3 separate regions of the Homo sapiens genome follow, and all the other regions are linked to region 1. The links are chromatin loops, found by intact Hi-C in ENCODE. Cell type or tissue: B cell. All regions are shown on one strand. Links, peaks and the distances in the headings refer to the core of each region. The heading gives the core; the rest is flanking DNA.

What was found. Hi-C counts contacts between places; a loop is a spot of excess contacts. Peaks named below come from ENCODE experiments on the same cell type or tissue, not always from the same donor. Only the 100,000 strongest peaks of a DNase experiment are listed, where the experiment ranks them.
Region 2: a loop joins it to region 1, with 2.6 times the contacts of the local background. A loop is called at or near these places in 2 of 110 quality-filtered maps.
Region 3: a loop joins it to region 1, with 3 times the contacts of the local background. A loop is called at or near these places in 7 of 110 quality-filtered maps.

Annotation. Positions count from the first base shown.
Region 1 is chr13:28,042,065-28,050,471 of GRCh38, forward strand. It overlaps FLT3 (fms related receptor tyrosine kinase 3), which reads right to left. Exons shown (of 24, transcript NM_004119.3): 6 at 8,031-8,158; 7 at 7,571-7,710; 8 at 7,320-7,473; 9 at 6,211-6,379. Among named protein-coding and RNA genes, the nearest start is that of FLT3, 54 kb to the right of the region's middle. RefSeq lists an enhancer at 8,010-8,407. In B cell, for the core only: no CTCF peak of the experiment used is centred there; DNase peaks (open chromatin) are centred at 5,937, 6,787, 7,227 and 7,927; H3K4me3 peaks cover 2,139 bases; H3K27ac peaks cover 3,506 bases.
Region 2 is chr13:28,097,583-28,102,582 of GRCh38, forward strand. FLT3 (fms related receptor tyrosine kinase 3) reads right to left here and starts at 2,994. Exons shown (of 24, transcript NM_004119.3): 1 at 2,886-2,994. The coding sequence starts at 2,928. RefSeq lists silencers at 2,828-2,987, 3,108-3,167 and an enhancer at 3,278-3,407. In B cell, for the core only: no CTCF peak of the experiment used is centred there; DNase peaks (open chromatin) are centred at 2,149, 2,609 and 3,079; H3K4me3 peaks cover 1,774 bases; H3K27me3 peaks cover 3,475 bases.
Region 3 is chr13:28,266,770-28,271,769 of GRCh38, forward strand. It overlaps PAN3 (poly(A) specific ribonuclease subunit PAN3), which reads left to right. Exons shown (of 19, transcript NM_175854.8): 10 at 1-107; 11 at 326-442; 12 at 531-632; 13 at 3,932-4,097. Among named protein-coding and RNA genes, the nearest start is that of PAN3-AS1, 130 kb to the left of the region's middle. In B cell, for the core only: no CTCF peak of the experiment used is centred there; a DNase peak (open chromatin) is centred at 2,122; H3K27ac peaks cover 1,784 bases.

The DNA.
Region 1 (8,407 bases), core at 3,408-8,407:
AATCGCTTGAGGTGGAGGATGCAGTGAGCCGAGATCGCACCATTGCACTCCAGCATGGGTGAGAGGGCAAGCCTCCATCCGAAATAATAATAATAATAATAATAATAATAATAATAATAATAATAAATAAAAATGTCAAAGAAAGAGAAAGAAAAAAAAGTAAAGTTGATGCCCATCAACAGGAGTTAGTTAAAATAAAAATTTCTGAAAAGTGGAATACTATGCAGCCATTACAGCAATAAGGTAGATATAACAACATACTTATTAATATAGAAAGATACTCATGATATATTTTAAGTGAAAAATCAGATTACAAATGGTACCTTATTTCATGTTTATACAAAGATCCATATTGTATGTTTCTATCATGGTGCTTACATAGAAAAAGTCTGCAATGTTATCTCTGGAGGTGGAATTATGTGTTTTTTTAAGGCAATTTCAGAAAAAGAAGGAATAAAGGGTGTTGGCTTTGCCTTCTGTGATTGGGCAAGTAATTTAGCCTCAATTTCCACATTTCATAAAATGGGATTATGAGAGTTAAATGAGGTAATACACCTATAGGATTTTGCACATGGTAAGAGCTCAAAGAAGGATCTTTTATTCTCACAGAATGGCTTCTTAAGATGTGGTTAATAACTTACAACTGAGTGGGGTCTTGGGAAGACCTGCAGCCAGGAATGTTGTCTCAAACTGCAGAAGTGAATGGGAACGGCATTTAGGTAGGAGCTGCTGGTATTTCTCTAGACTCAAACTTTTCCCTCATTTTCCCTCCTTTCTGTCTGTGCTCAAGGCTCAACTCCTTCAGAAAATAGGAAAAAAAAAAAAAACAACTCCTCTCCCAGGCTCCATAATCTTCTGCAATTGTGTGTCACTCATTGTATGTGACAGCCTGCTTTTCAGTTTGTGGTTCTTCTGAGCAGGACCCTGGCTCACCACCCAGAACCCAAACGACCACCACACAGCTGTTTACCCCGTAAGCACTCGGTTAGTGCCTACTGTGGGCAAAACTTAGATTCACAGAGTTGGAAAATTAAATATTTCAGGAAAAAGGAAAACATCAGGCTTAGGCAAGGCTAAGGAGAAGGTTTCAGAAGAGGTTACTAAGTAATTACAACAGTCCTATTCCTTTTTTTTTTTCCCATAAAAGTGGAAAAAGCTAAGGTAGATTTGGAATTTGTAATTAAGTCTGTAGAGATAGGAAATTATACAAACTAATGGGTGAAATATCCTGGAAACCTTTATCAGGACCAGGACACCAGGACGGCTAGAAAGTTATAATTTAATAAAACATAAAGGCAAGCCCTAGTAAACTTTGGCGTAATATTTGAGGAAGTAAATTGGAGAAATGAAGCCATGAAAGTGGGGAAGCCGAGAGATTTCTGGTGCACATACCATGACCACACCAAAGTTTTTTCAGGGGTAGTGTTATTACAGGGGCCTTTCAGTAACAGATTTTTAAAAAATTGTATCACTTTGCCTATAAAATCTTGATACATGACTAAAATACTGTACTTCACAAACCAAATTCGGTTCAATTAAATTGTTGAATCTAGGTGGTAGGTAAAGAATGCTCATGCACTATTATTTCAACTTATTAGTAAATTTGAAACTTTCTATAATAAAAAGTCAAAAGGAAAGACGGGTGCAGTGGCACACGCCAAGTTGCAGCTACTCAGGAGGCTGAGGCGGGAGGATCACTTGAGCCCAGGAGTTAGAATCCAACCTGGGCAATATAGCAAGACCCTGACTCTAAAAAGCAAAAAGAAGCCAGGAAAGGTGGTTCACGGCTGTAATCCCAGCACTTTGGGAGGGCAAGGCGGGCAGATCACGAGGTCAGGAGTTTGAGACCAGCCTGGCCAACATGGTGAAACCCCGTCTCTACTAAAAATACAAAAATTAGCCGAGTGTGGTGGTGCATGCCTGTAATCCCAGCTACTCGAGAGGCTGAGGCAGGAGAATCACTTACTCACCTCCACCGAGAGGAGAATCACTTAATCACCTCCGCCAGGAGGAGGAGGTTGCAGTAAGCCAAGATTGCGCCACTGCACTCTAGCCTGGGTGACAGAGCGAGACTCCGTCTCAAAAAAAAAAGCAAAAAGAAGGGCCAGGCGCGGTGGTTCATACCTGTAATCCCAGCACTTTGGCAGGCCGAGGTGGGCGTATCATTTGAGGTCAGGAGTTCGAGACCAGCCTGGCCAACATGGCAAAACCCCGTCTCTACTAAAAATACAAAAAAATAGCTGGGCAGGGTGGCACATGCCTGTAATCTCAGCTACTAGGGAGGCTGAGGCAGGAGAATCACTTGAACCCAGGAGACGGAGGTTGCAGTGAGCCAAGATCATGCCACTGCACTCCAGCCTGGGCGACAGAGTGAGACTCTGTCTCAAAAAAAAAAAAAAAGGCAAAAACAAAGAAAAGTGGAAATTACCCCTGACTATAATCTAGTCCTCCATCCCCATCTCAACATAGAGCCTCATGTGGAGAGAAAAAGACATTTAGAGCACTCAGAGGCGTGTTCAAATTTTGTGTTGTTCGTTTCTTGTTCAGTACTTTGAGCATGTTTTCTCATGAAGAAGGAGGGCCCATCTTTCCTTTGCTGTGTGTCGTCAGTGGCCCATAACACCTGGTACATTATCAGTACCAACAATGCACATCATTAGCACAAACACTGTAGCTCTTCAAGAACTTTCAAATAACAATAAACACTGAGTACTGGGTGTTGTGCTAAGAACCATGTGCATGGTCCTTGCAGTGAAGAGGATGCTGTCGACTCATCTTTGGCCCAGACTGCACTGTGAGTTGCATTCCAGATATGATGATGAATTCATTCATTTATTAAACACACTTACTGAACAAGGCATTGTACAAAGATAGAGAAATATGGCAGCATACCTATTCTTAGAGTTTATAAACTCCCTGGTGAGATGTGACATACATACTTATCTGTTGCCAGATAAGTAGGAATGAGTGAGGTACAAAACGCTATAGGAGTCAGGAGCTCACCTAATTCATTCATTTGGCTACCTCTATAGGATAACAATCTGGGGTCATGGGTATGGATTGTAGCCATGGAATGAAACTACATGAAGCAGCCCACTACATTGGCCCATGACCCATATGTCAGTGACATGGTCCCCAACTGGCGATTCTGTAAAATCTCAAAAGGTTATACCAGATATCACCAGCACAGTAGCAATCTGTGTACATTCTTGCGGGAGAGGGAAAGCAACATTACCTTATTCACTCTTGCAGCCCATCACAGCATCACACCCATCAAGAGGATATTAAAGTAATATTTGTTGAACTAAATTGAATCGACCCCTTCTCTCTTTGAATCAGGTTCAGAAGAGATTCCCATAATGCTAAGAGCTTATCTAACATGGGGATAGGATACAAAGGAGAGAGGGGACAGTGATATGCTGATTTCCTTCTGAACACAGGCCAAGTGGTAATCAAGTCAACTAGGGTAAAGAGGGGCTGACTCTCCAACCTTCTACATTTAAAAGCTTGATGGGCCAGGCGCGGTGGCTCACGCCTGTAATCCCAGCACTTTGGGAGGCTGAGGCGGTTGGATCACTTGAGGTCAGGAGTTCGAGAACAGCCTGGCCAACATGAAGAAACCCCGTCTCTATTAAAAATACAAAAAATTAGCTGGGCATGGTGGCATGCACCTATAATCCCAGCTACTTAGGAGGCTGAGGCAGGAGAATTGCTTGAACCCAGGAGCTTGCAGTGAGCCAAGATCGTGCCACTGCACTTCAGTCTGGGCAACAGAATAAGACTCTGTCTCAAAAAAAAAAAAAAAGCTTGATATTTCTGAATAACAGCTTACGATGACTGTGGGTTGATGCCTCTAAGGCAATGGTTCTCAAAAAAAAAAAAAAAAAAAATGCCAGGGGTTATTTTTCTCAATTTGGCAGTGTCTGGAGATATTTTTGGTCACACTGGGAAAAGGGAATGTGCTCCTGGCATCCAGTGGGAGGAGACCCGGGATGCTGAAAAGTATCCTACAGTGCACAGGACAGTCCTTCACAACAAAGAATTATCCAGCTCAACATGCCAGCAGCGCCACTGTTGACAAACCCTGAGTTTGGGGGAGTGTGTTTCAGTCAGCTCCCAGACCAGTCTGCATTCTTAATTACTTTAAAAATGAATGCTCTGAACATTGGGGGGTTTCAGTAAGAGACAGTAGACAACTCCATGCAAACCCTGCACTGAGATTCTAAAAGTCCCAACAAGGGACTTTTAGTACAAATCCCTTTTAGGTATAAAGAGTAACAATAATCATGAAACAAACACTTAGCGGAATCAAGGTGAAAAGAACTCCTACTCTTCATCTAGAACAGGGCTAGCCAATGAAACAGAATGTGAGTCACAACTTCAAGCCTTGTACATCATTTACAAATTCTGTTGGCTGTATAAAGTAAAAGGAAGCAGGTGAAATTAAGTTTAATAACATATTTCGCTGAATGCGATATATCCAAAATACTATCATTTTAATATATAATCAATGTAAAAATTGTTTTAATTTTATTATTATTTTTTCTTTTTGAGGCAGGTTCTTGCTCTGCATCCAGGCTGGAGTGCGGTGACGTGATCATGGCTACTGCAGCCTCGACCACCTGGGCTCAATCAATCCTCCAACCTCAGCCTCCCAAGTAGCTGGGACTAAAGGTGTACACCACCACACTCAACTCATTTTTGTATTTTCTGTAGAGATGGGATTTTGCCATGTTATCCAGGCTGGTCTCAAACTCCTAGGATCAAGCGATCCACCCGCCTTGGCTTCATAAAGTGCTGGGATGACAGGTGTGACCCACCGAGCCCGGCCAATATAAAAATTATTAATAATATATTTTACATTCTTTTTTTCATACTAAGTCTTCAAAATCTAGTGTGTATTTTACAATTAGAGTACATCTCAATTTGGACCAGACACACTTCAAGCTCTCAATAGCCACATGTGGCTGGTGGCTACCGTACCGGACAGCACAGATCTAGACCTGTGATAGGAATCACCAAAGGTTCTCATTAAAAAAGCAGAGTCTGAGCGTTTTGCCCCAGTTTTGAGTCAGCATGTCTGGAATGGGAGCCAGGAATCCACATTTTAAACATTTGCTCAGATGATTCTTACACAGTTGTTCAACAGACCACATGCTGAGAAAGGATGATTTATTCTAGTCCATTGACTTGTTTGAAAGATAACATGTGCGTCTCAGTGTCTCATAGCCTAGTCCAAAACCATGTTCCATAGCATTAGTTTAAAGAGACAAGAGATGTCATAACTATAGAAGATATAGGGGAAAGTTGTTTTTTGTTTTCCAAAGAAGGAATGGAGAATTCCTCCCACAAGAGAATCTTTCGGCTGGGTGCAGTGGCTCACGCCTGTAATCCCAGCACTTTGGGAGGCCCAGGTAGGGTGAATCTCCTGAGCTCAAGAGTCCGAGACCAGCCTGCGCAACATGGCAAAACCCTGTCTCTACCAAAAATACAAAAAATTAGTCAGGTGTGGTGGTGTGCACCTGTGGTACCAGCTACTTGGGAGGCTGAGGTGGGAGGATCACTTGAGCCTGGGAGGTGGAGGTTGCAGTGAGCCAATATTGCACCACTGCACTATAGCCTAGGTGACAGAGTGAGACCTCATCTCAAAAAAAAAAAAAAAAAGAAAAAGAAAAAGAAAAGAAAATTTGTTGTTCTTAAAAAAAAGAATCTTGCATAGTTTCTCATACAAATCCCGAGGAAAACAACATTTTCCTTCAGCACTTACTATTGGGCTATTTCTGCATGTATTTTTTGAAAATTTAAATCAATACACCTATGAGTAATGTTTTTCTGTTTTTAAGGAGTTTTACTTCCTCAATCATCTGCAAATGTTTTAGGGGAGACTCAGTGTCCTACACACCGCACTCTCAAACAGGAAGTAAAAACTACCTTGTGACTCAGAAAATGCCAGAGAACCAGACTCAAACTAGACCAGACTAATACGGTTCTTTCTGTTTTCATGCAGCAGGTTATATTATCTAAAGTAATGGTAAGACTGCTACTGTATCCTCACATCTGCTTATTGTTTTCTTATCTCCAATTTCAACTCAATAATAGTTAAACTCATAAGTGAATTTGCTTCCATAAGTATAAAACTGTCCTTCTCAAGGGCGACAAGCAAGGAGAATTATGCTAAAAATGGTATCTTAGAGTCCTTTGTGGTCTCACCTGTATCCGTTATCAAGACCCTTTTGCTCACAAGGAAATGATTTTCGAGAGAAGGTCCACGTACATCTGATTTGTGGGTAGGCTTTAAACCTGACAGAAAAACAAAACTCTTCATATTGGTCAATTTCATAATCTTCACTTGAATTGGTAGCATTTATAAATCCCTTTTCTGTAAGAAAAAATAGGCATTTATGAGTTAGTTAATAATATTCATAGGGAAACGTATTGAGAAGATAAAATAAACTTGTATTCATCAGTTTAACACAGGAAAACTCAAGTGTTGGCATGCTGCAGGTCAGGTTGGATAATCCAAGTGAAAACCCAGGAGTCCTATCCCTAGTTCTAAGCCTGAGCTCATCATCTTTCGAAGTTAAGAAATGTTTAAAAAAAGAAAGAAGGAAAGAAAAAGAATGGGATGTAGATAATTGACTGTCTGGCCCCTGCTCTCAGCCAGCACCACTCTTCCATTGATGAGAGAGAGTAAAATAAACTCAAGGCACAAATAAAAGAGCGATCTGGCTAGCAATATTCACGAGGTTGCCTTATGGAACACTTCCTTATTAATCTGCTAAGAGCATCGCTGTATTTCTCGGCATTTTCATTATGGCTGAACGCTGTGCCCTAATCTGAGATTATTGAACTGTGGTTATTTTCAGATCCTACATACCCCACCAAAATTTCAGTGCATCTAAGGGCTTGTACTGTCTCTCAGTGCTCACTGCCCTAACAGTGCGGTTAGTTGGTTCTTAGAACTAGTATTTATTGTCCATTTTGTGTCAGGCTCTGTGTCAGGTTCTGGAACTACAAGGATAGAATGAGTTGTTCTTGTCCTTAAGAAACTTACAGTCTACTGGAGGATAAAAGTACACAAACAGATGGTCATATTACAATGTGTTATATGCAAAGACAGTGGCATTCAAGCGAGCCTGGTTTAACGGGAAAAGGAAGAGGGTGGGCAGATTATCTTTGCAAAGCTATTCTAACTCAGTTTCTTTCTTAGTGTTTGATAGTAGCATTATATTGAAATCAGAATTTGTACCACATACTTCACATTCCACACTACAGCGACTAAAAATAGGAATAAAGATTGTGTGAGCAGCCTGCATTACCTACGATGGTAACCAAAGCTGATTGACTGGGATGCTTTGAAGAGGAACAAGTGTAGTATCCGGTGTCGTTTCTTGCCACTGATGATACAAAAGCAAACAGAATCCGTATCATAGTTCTGTTTGTTGAATAGGTACTCATCTCAAAGTAGTTGCCCTAGGTTTTAATAAAACAGAGTTTGCATTTAATGTTTTCAATCCAGACTATTAGTTAATTGTTCCTGCATTTTCAGAATACAAACTTGTCCTATTACCTCCTCGAGTGCTTTGTTTTCTAATTCCCAGGTGAGCCCGAATCCATGGTTCACATGAACAGCTTTGCACCTTATCCATAAGGGTTCCCCTACTTTAAGAAATAATTGTGGCAATGTGGTCTGAGGAGTTTGATTTAGATCTAGGAGATGAAAACATCCCAAGTGAGAAAAAAAAAGTGATTTTTGCCTCATCACAAAAGATATCCTGAACATTCTGAACAAAGACTTTAGCATCATCTCAAATATTACTAACCACATTAATAAAAGAAGCTTTTAGAGACTGACTCCTCTTTTATGAAGAAATCAGCATTTACAGAATCCATAATATTGCATTTACTGTGACCTGAAGGAATGATAGGATTTCTGAAGTTGAATGATCACCTACGCAGTTACTGTTAGTCCCTGATAGTTGCTAAGAACCGGTCACTGAAAATGAAAGTGCATGATATTATAGTGTTACCTATTGTGAACAGCCTGGTGCATTCCCTGCCCAGTTCATTTCTGGCACAGCACCTTATGTCCGTCCCAAATAATTCATGAAGCACTTTTTCCTCCTTTTTAACAACAGCTGGACTTTCTTCTTTACAGCTGCAATTAGAAAAGAAGTACCATTTGGCTAAACAAGTTTTAAAATTACAAATGAATGCTCAAGAGGAGAACAAAGTTCTAGAGCCAGTTTTAAGGGTCAAATGGTAAACAAAAGGTCAAAAGGTAAACAAGCCCATATCTATGGTTTCAGCTAAGAGCTCAGAGGGGAGCTAGCTAGTTACTCATTATCGCAATGAATTAGCATAACACTAAGGAGAATTACATAACAAAACAGTTTAAAATTGTTCA
Region 2 (5,000 bases), core at 1-5,000, 52 kb after region 1:
TACCTAAAAAGAAATGAATATCCAATCTACACCTATATAATGGCAAAAATTAGAACTAGAGTTTCAGAGTCAGAGGGGACATTAATGTCAGGTCGGCAGGTCTGGGCTCACATCCAATCCAAACCAAGCTTTGCTGAGTGTCCCTTCCCTCCACTTTCTCCTGAATCATTCCCCCTTGGGCTAGGAGTTTCCAAGAAGGCAAATAAACTAAGATAAGCAACAAGAGCAAAGAATGGCAACTCAAATGTGCAGTTCAAGGCTTTGAATACGAATTTTTTTTAACACTAATGAAAAAGGTAGTATCATAGCTCTTAAAATATTGAAATACTTCTCTCTGTCCAGTATCAGCAGATAATGCAGAAAAGCCCATTGGGAACATGTTCCTCTCCTTCAAATGCCACTTAGAAAGCTTCATCATTATTCATAAATGATGAATAGAAGTCTGGGCATGGCCGGGTGTGGTGGCTCATACCTGTAATCCCAGCGCTTTGGGAGGCTGAGGTGGGTGGATCGCCTAAGGTCAGGAGTTCGAGACCAGCCTGGCCAACATGGTGAAACCTCGTCTCTACTAAAAATACAAAAATTAGCTGGGTGCGGTGGCACGCACCTGTAATCCCAGCTACTCAGGAGGCTGAGGCAGGAGAATCGCTTGAACCTGGGAGGCGGAGGTTGCAGTGAGCTGAGATCGCGCCACTACACTCCAGCCTGGGTGACAGAGCAAGACTCCGTCTCAAAAAAAAAAAAAAAAAAAAAAGTAGTGTTTACAATATAAGGGAAATTGGGATCCCATGTTCTAATTCAAAGAATTTAAGGCTATTAACCATTTTAAAGTTCTCATGTTTAAGCTTCTCACTTTATCCTTCTTTATTCAAGAAAATCCATAATACAAAGTATTGGCAAAGATGTGAGGAACTGGAACTGCCATACACTGCTAGTGGGAGTGGAAATTGGTGTAACCACTGTGGAAAACCGTTTGACGGTATCTACCAAACCTGAACATATCCCTTCCCTATGATCCAGGAATTCTACTTGTGGGCATAATCCTTTATACTGGTGTTTATGTCCACCATATATAAAACAATGTTCACAGCAGTGCTATGCATAATTACACAAAATTGGAACAACTTCCATGTGCTTCGTGAACATAATGGATAAAATAAATTATAAGATCTATTCATACCACGGAATGGTACCAGCAATTAAAAAAAAAAACACTGCTACAGAGAACAAGGTTGAATCTTATTATTATAATGTTGAGTAAAAGAAGGTGGACATAAAAGAGCACACGATGATGGTTTGGTTTACATGAAGTTCAAACATAGGCAAAAGCAATCCATGGCATCAGAAGTCAGAATAGTGGCTACCTGGGGAGGGGGTACTGACAGAGAGGGTGGAGCTAGAATTGCTCTATATCTCAGTCTGATCGTGGTTATTTGGGCACGTACATATGTGAAAACTAATGAAATTGTACTCTTAAGATGTGTGCATATTTACTGTGTGCCAATTATACTTCATTTAGAAATATCTGGAGAGAGAGACATAGAAATTTCTGAATTCTTTCCTAAATAGAAAAGAATTCCATGCAGCTTAAATATCGTTGCAAGTATTGATGCTTATACCTTTAGAAAGCCCATTATGCTTCTGAAAAATGCACTTACTACTTAATATCATACATAATAGAAAGCTAACATTTTGTATTAACGGAATCTGGAAAACATATTGTACTACACATTTGAAATTACAGATTTACTAACTAGTAAAGATAACTATTTAAGAACTAAAATGTCTTTGTTTTTCAACTCTTTTCCCCCGATTTCCATTTTTTACTTTTTATATTTCAGAATTATTTGTAACAAAAGCTATTGGATATAATTCCTGCACTTCTATATTGCAAGCATTTTCTCTATTTACCACAGAGACTTCAAGTCCTAGCATTTCAGAGCTGAAGGGGACTCGGACGGACTCCCTCACTGCACAGATGAGGACGCGGAGGCCGGGGGAGGTGAGTGTCAGTCCCAAGGTTGCAGACCTAGGACAGGGACCGGAGCTGCCGGGCACCCAGAACTCTGTCGCCTTCAACCCAAATTCGATTCAGTCCTCTCATCTTTCCAAATAGAAAGCTGACGCGAACCGATGGGAAGATTTTTTTTTTCAATAACAACTATGCTACCCAGCAGATTCTTTGGGGACAGTCCTCGGAGTCCTTGAAAACCCCTTTGGGGTTTATGCCAGGATAAGAAGAGACTAGAAGAAAGGGACAGCTAGTATTTTAATATGTAAATCTGTTTGCATAATATTTCCTAGGTAAACTATTCGTTGATCCAACCAAAATTCGGCGGGGCTGGGGGGTATCGTTATTGAGGATGACTCGCTCTAGGGGAGAACGCGGACGCATTTTCCCATCAGAGTTCCCTCCATAAATCAAAACCTCAAAAGAAGAGTTAAAGACGACACCCAGGTGTCTACAGTATCCAAGGGCCGGGCCAGGAGAGGTCCTTGGCCACCTGGCGCCGAGTTCGCGGCCGCAGACTCCCACGGACGGCCCAGCACCCGAGCGCGCGGGCCGAGCTGCCCCAGACCCGGCGCAGCGCCTCGGCGAGGCCGTCTGCGAAGTCCGGGCCGCCACTCGGGACCGCGGCCCGAGCCAGAGGAGAGACTTCGGAGAAGAGGGAAGAGGACGCGGGGTGGGAAACGCCGGGGCCGCAGGCAAGTAGTGGGCGAGTCCGGAGGGCGCGAAAGAGGGGAGGGGCGCGGGAGGCAATGGAAGGAGCGAGCGCGGGGAGGAGCGAGGCGGCTGGGCCGGAGGAGGCGCGCGCCCGGGTCCACACTGCGGGGTGGGGGCTGAGGGACCGCGAGGGGCTGCGAGCGAGCGAGCGGGGCCTTACCGAGCAGCGGCAGCTGGCCGCCGTCGCGCGCCAACGCCGGCATGGCCTCCGGAGCCCGGGGTCCCCAGGCCGCGCCGGCCCAGCCCTGCGATGCCGCCTGGAGCGGCGCGCCTCGCGCTGCAGGTGGCTCTCTTAAGGATGCGCGTCACCGACCGCAAATTCCCTCGGACTGGTGCAAAGTGGAAGGGGGGAGGAACCCTCTCCCCAGAGGCAGGGACCGAGGCGGGAGCGGAGAGGTTGGGCAGAGCCGAGCAGCCGGTGCCTGGCGCAGCGCTGCAGCCGAGCCCACGTGCCCGCCGCGGTCCGCAGCCTGTGCTCGGCGGCCCCCGGGGCTCCCCGACTGCGGCGGGGAAGATTGGGCGCGGTCCCGCCGGAGAAGTTGCACTGGCTCCGCGGCTCTGCCGCCTTGCTGCCCCTGTGAGTCCCCGAACTCTGTCGTTTGGATCCGGGGCGTGGGGACTGCAGGGAGCCACAAACCACCCTCCTAGTGCGCTGGGATCTTTGAGGCCCTGAGAAAGGCGCTGAATCCGCTCGGCACGCTGGCAACTCCCGCCAGCGCACAGGCGAGCATTCCATTAAGAACCATTCCATTCTTAATTGTGGACTGATTTCCTTTGTCTCTGCCTCCATCTCCTAGGATGCTCAGGACCCAGTCAGCGGCGGGATCAAGAAAAACAGGCAGGGTTTCAATGTCAACCAAGGCAATTAGGGAGGTTAACAAACAGCCTTCAAAACAAAACACACAGAAAATACATCCCAGAGGATGTTGCGAATCATCCGCTCAATAGTTCTTGTTCTTCATCGCATAATTTTTCGAGTTGAAAATTATTATTATTTTCTTTGCAATAAGTTGAGGATTGGAAAGCTCTGGATGCCAGTTCTGGTTCTTCCCTTACTTAACTAGCCGTTTGACCTCCACAAACCTCTGTTTACTCATCGTAAAGGAAAGGGATGGACCAAATGGTTCATAATGTCTCTCCCAATTCTAGGAATTCCACGCTCTTAATTATTTTAATTATTTTCTAATAAAGCATGAAAATTGACTGTTTACTCTTGGCCATACAGTTCTTTTCCTTAGATGTTGTCTACAGTACAATAATTCTTTCCCCTAGGGTATGGCAGAAACTTTAGAAGTGTCTACCATGGTGCAGCCACTATGGAAAACACTATAGAGGTTTCTCAAAAAATTAAAAAAAATACGGTCCAACAATTCCATTTCTGGCCATGTAGCCAAAAGAATTGAAAGCAGGGTCTTGAAGAGATGTCTGTACACCCGTGTTGAAAGCAGCATTATTCACAGTAGTCAAAAGGCAGAAGTAACCCATGTCCACAACAGATGAATGATAAACAAAAATGCAGTATATACATACGACTGAGTATTTTTCAGCTTTAAAGAGGAGGGAAATTCTGATACAGCTAAAATATGGATGAATCTTGACATTATGCTAAGTGAAATAAGCTAGTCCCAAAAAATACAATACTGTATCCCATTACAAATTCATAAAGACAGAAAGTTAAATGGTGGTTACCATGGGCTGGGGGCAGGGGGAAATGGGGAGCCAGTGTTTAATGGATACAGAGTTTCAGTTTTGCAAGATGAGCAGAGTTCTGGAGACTGGTTGCACAACAATGTGAATGTACTTAACGCTACTAAACTGTACACTTAAAAATGGCTAAGGCTGGGTGCGGTGGCTCATGCCTGTAATCCTAGCACTTTGGGAGGCCGAGGTGGGCAGATCACCTGAGGTCAGCAGTTCGAGACCAGCCTAGCCAACATGGTGAAACCCCATCTCTACAAAAATGCAACAATTAGCCAGGCGTAGTGGCGCATGCCTGTAATCCCAGCTACCTGGGAGGTTGAGGCAGGAGAATCACTGGAACCCGGGAGGCAGAGGCTGCAGTGAGCTGAGATCACACCACTGCACTCCAGCCTGGGTGACAGAGTGAGACTCTGTCTCAAAAACAAAAACAAAAACAAAAAGTTAAGATGGTAAATTTTATGTATGTGTATTTTACCTCAATTTTAAATTTTTTAAGTTTTTGTGTAGCTGCTGGGGGTTTAAAAATTTTTTTAAAGAGTGTTGTGTCTACCTTAGGTCAGAAACAGAAGTGAAG
Region 3 (5,000 bases), core at 1-5,000, 220 kb after region 1:
ACCTCCCAACCGGATACAGAAATCAAGTAATTTTGGATATATTACATCTTGCTACAAAGCTGTAAACAGCAAAGATGATCTGCCATATTGCCTTCGGAGGATACATGGTAAGGAAGATAAGTTATCTTCTTTTATAATCGTATCATTGAGGCTAAGATTATTCAAACCTTCTTGAATATATTATTTAATATATGAATTAAAAATTTTTATTTGGAAATTAGTACCTCATGAGCAATGTATAAATATGGCAATTTTTTTCCATTTCTGATGGAATATGAAGGAGACGTCAATTAGAGTTTACTGGAGTAGAAAAATTGTCTTCCAGGTTTTCGTCTTGTTAACACAAAGTGCATGGTGTTGGTCGACATGTGGAAGAAAATTCAACACTCAAATATCGTAACTTTGCGTGAAGTATTTACCACTAAAGCATTTGCTGAGCCCTGTGAGTAACTTGTAATTTGTCTTTCTGCTGGTGAGCTTCATTATTTGAAGCCAGCTTTCAGTAATGAGTGTTTGTGTTTTATTTTAAGCTCTTGTGTTTGCATATGATTTCCATGCTGGAGGAGAAACTATGATGAGCAGACACTTTAATGACCCTAATGCTGATGCCTACTTCACCAAGAGAAAGTGGGGTAAGAAAAAGATGCAGGCAAACTATATTTTGACTAATGCTTTTGCTCTGTGGAAGAGTAGTTTTCTATTTTAAAATACGTATAATTTTTCCCTGTAATCATTTAGTTTAAAGACTCTATTACATTTTGTACTAGTTGTTTTCATGTTCCTGATAAAGACATACCCGAGACTGGGCAATTTACAAAAGAGAGAGGTTTAATGAACTTACAGTTCCATGTGGCTTGGGAGGTCTCACAATCATGGCAGAAGGTGAAAGGCATGTCTCACATGGCGGCAGACAAGAGAAGTGAATGAGAGCCAAGTAAAAGGGGTTTCCCCCTGTAAAACTGTCAGATCTCATGAGACCTATTCACTACCACGAGAACAGTATGGGGGAAATTACCCCCATGATTCAGTTATCTCCCACCAGCTCCCTCCCACAACACTGTGGGAATTATGGGAGTTACAATTCAAAATGAGATTTGGGTGGGGACGCAGCCAAACCATATCACATTTTAAAAAGAAATATGTCAAAGAAATGGAGATGATGGTCAAGAAGTTAGGAAATAATGTCTTTTGCATATTTACTAAGATAAGATAGATTTTTGAAGACTCACATAGATATCAGATATTTAACTGGAAATGTGTTAAAATTGTTTTTCTCTTTAAAATGTTTTTCTTTTAAAAATATGATGCTTTCTTAATAAAGGTGACTTGGAAAATTCAATAGCTTAGAAATAGTCTCTCTGGCTTCCCTGCCTAAGTACAACCATTGTGAATCTTTTAGTACATTTCTTTTCAATCTTGCTTTGTTTTGTTTTTGTCTCCTTTTGCATTGTTTTTTGTTTTAACCTTTTATATCATATTACATCTTTTCTTTATTATAGGTATTTTCCCCATAGTTTTTATATTCTCTGAATATAATTTAATGATTCCTATTATGACTATATTGTTCTTTATGTAATTATTTCCCTAAACAAATGCTTTTGTTTGAAGGTTGGATTCCATGTTACTTAATCTAAGGTTTCAAAATAGAATTTTAAGTAACTTTTCCTTAAACATGAAATATTTTCTTCTTTGTCCCTTTCTAATATATACTTAAAGAATTGTTTTATCATTGAGATTTTGCAAACAACCAGAATACTTGAATTCTAACAAATGTGTGTTAAAGGGTAAATGATTTCAGAGAAAAGTAAATCCATTTTGAGATGTCTATTCATTAATTTATGTATTTAGGGAAGGTCTCAGTCTATGGGGGCAAGAAAGCAGCATCACGTTATTATGCTTTTTAATCTTAAGATTTTCTTGACTTGAAAATTAAAGAGGAGGGGAGAAAGATTTGAGTCCATATTCTAGTATCTTTCAGATTACAACTCCTTTCAAGACTCTAATTATAGACAAAAATATATTACTTCTGTTTACTTGTTACTTCTTTTTTTTTGCATCCTGACAGTTGAAAAAAGAAAGTTGTGGTTACATGGCTGTTTCACATTTAAAATCTGGTCATAGAATGTGGTCATTTTTTTCCTTTTGCTATGTCATCTGTAGACACATGCATAATTTTGTGGAAGGGGATGTGGTACAACTATTCTTATAGATGACTATAGTTGTTGCTCAAATTTATTTTGGTAGTAACACCTGTGAAATGACTGTTGGCTTTAATTTATAACTGTGTTTCTCAACTGCTTAAGTTTTTGTGGGGGCTGTCTTATGCATTTCAGAATGTTTATAGTGGCCTCTTCTGACTGAAGGGCCTGGCTTCTGCCTACTGAATGCCAGTAGCAATCCCCCTCTACCCCTATTGTAATGCCAGAAATATCTCCAGATGTTGCCAAATGCTGGAGTGGTTTCTTTTGAGAACCACTCTTTTATAGCATTCTTTTCCAGTAATTTTTTAATCATAATTATTCTGTTTTTGGTGTTCACTGATTAATATATTAATGTTTATATTTTCATAGGAAGTAGTCCTTTTTTCTAATAGTTTAAAATATTGTTTGAGTAGTCGTAACTTCCCTAACCATACCATACATGCATAAAAGCCTACCATTTTCTTACACTATGTAATTTATTATCTTAGCACAAGTGAAAAAAAAAAGCAAAGTATAAGAAATATATTGATTTAGAAAATGAGAAGAATAGCATACCATGTGGAGTTGATACGAGATTCAGAATGAGTCTATATCAGTAAAACAACTAGAACAGAGTCTGGCACACAGTAAGCACTATATGTTTGCTGCAAAAACTCTTGTTTCCTTATTACTACATTAATTAAATAGTTTCATTTAAACAGTTCATAGTCATTTTTCACATTGTCTTGGCATTTGTTACCGGTCCCATTTTTTTGAGCCTTCTTACACATATTTCCAGAGTATATTATCTTCTGTTCTGTCCAAATTGAGAGATAATTATTTTTAATTTTGTATGTGCTGCTTACCAGAAATTTTATTCCAAGCCATAAGTACATATTTGCTATTTATTATAAGTACATAATTAACCATTTAATTATGTTGCTTTTTATAACTGATTCACAAAAGGTTGTTTTACAACAATATGAATATAAGATCAGCAGGGTGTAGGGACTCATGCTTGCAATCTCAGCACTTAGGGAGGCTGAGGCAGGTAGATCATTTGAGCCCAGGAGTTGGAGATCAGCCTGGGCAATGTAGCAAAAGTGTCTCTACAAAGAAAAGAATATAAGGTCATATTCCTTGGAATAATTACAAAATCTTGATTAAATTTATATGTCTCCTTTTCTACTGATTTACAACATATTAACAATGACCTAGAAAATATTATCAAAAACCACTTAATGAGTTGATAGAATCCACCTTTGTGGTAGAGGGGCCTGAGTGATATAAGGAAAACAAACATTCAACATAAGTGATGGTAGAGACTTTTATTTCCATCAAGCCACACAATGAACAGCTCTCACATGCCTAAACAATAATACAGGGTAGGATTAGCCAGCCACATTTTAAGTAGAAAAACCTCTACGGTTTCTGTTTTTATATTTATTTGGTTAACAATTACATATAAATTCTTACTTTAAGTAATTTTTATTCAATAATTAAGTGGTTACAGAAAAGAGCATTTCAGTGAGAGCCCTATTGCTGGTATCAATATAAAAGGCATAATCTCGGACAGGAATCTTTGGGCAATAGACTAAACTTAAATTACACACATACATACACACACATATATAAATTGACATGTTGTGCCATGAGTGTACATGAATTGTCTTTGCTAATTTTGATGTTAATGCTTTAGTCTTTTAGTTGATTACTTAAGATGTCATTTTTTGGATTTCTTTGCTGTATAGGTCAGCACGAGGGACCATTGCCCAGGCAGCATGCTGGATTATTGCCAGAATCTCTTATTTGGGCATATATTGTCCAACTAAGTTCTGCATTGCGTACCATTCATACAGCAGGTTTGGCATGTCGAGTTATGGATCCAACAAAGATTCTGATAACTGGCAAAACAAGGTACTAGCATTTTGAGTTTTGGTTTCTTTTATTGAGCGTCTTACCTTTGACAGCTTAGTAAACAAAACATGATTGTTTTAATTCTGCCTTTTCATATATTCCATCCAGAAGAACTTCTGTAACTTTGAATTCATTTGTAAGCTTTTTAAAGAAAAAAAAAAAGTTGAACTCTGAATAAAATGCCTGGTTATTAACCAAAAATCTTGGGAAAGGTTAGGGAAGTATATGTGGTTAGGGTTAGGGGAATATAAAAATAATATCAATACAACTTTTCTATGTAGCACCATGGTTCACAAATTCTAGCATGAATCAGAATCACCTGGAGGACTTACAAAACACAGCTTGCTGGGCCCTACCCCCAGAGATTTTCATTCATAAGTCTGCATTGGGGCCTAAGTATTTGCATATTTAACAAGTTTCTAGGTGTTGCCATTGCTGCTGTTGAGTCACATGCTTTGAGAACAACTGGTACAGTTATCAGTCTTGTCTTCACCTGAGTTTTGAGTTGCTGTAATTTTGTGATTGTCTTGGGCTGCATAACATAAAGAGCTGAAGATCTGGTACCAAGTTATTTAAGTTCATATCCTGGCTTTGATAGTTTACTGTCGATATGCCGTTGAACAAGTTACTTCTTCAAATTGTGTTTTGACAACCTTATTAGACAAGTGTACTACTAACTCCATTCTGCTTATTTATGAGGTACCCCTCATAAAGTTATTGAGGGATTTGAATGAGTCATGTAAAATGCTTAGAACAGTGTCTGGTACATCTTTTGCAAGTGTTAGAAAGCTAACTAGTTCTCTTTTATGAATGACTAATAAACAGCTTGGAATGGTGAAAAGGACACTGACCTGTTAGTCAAGAGATGTGAGTTATAGTTCTGGCTTTCTCAGTTTCTGACTT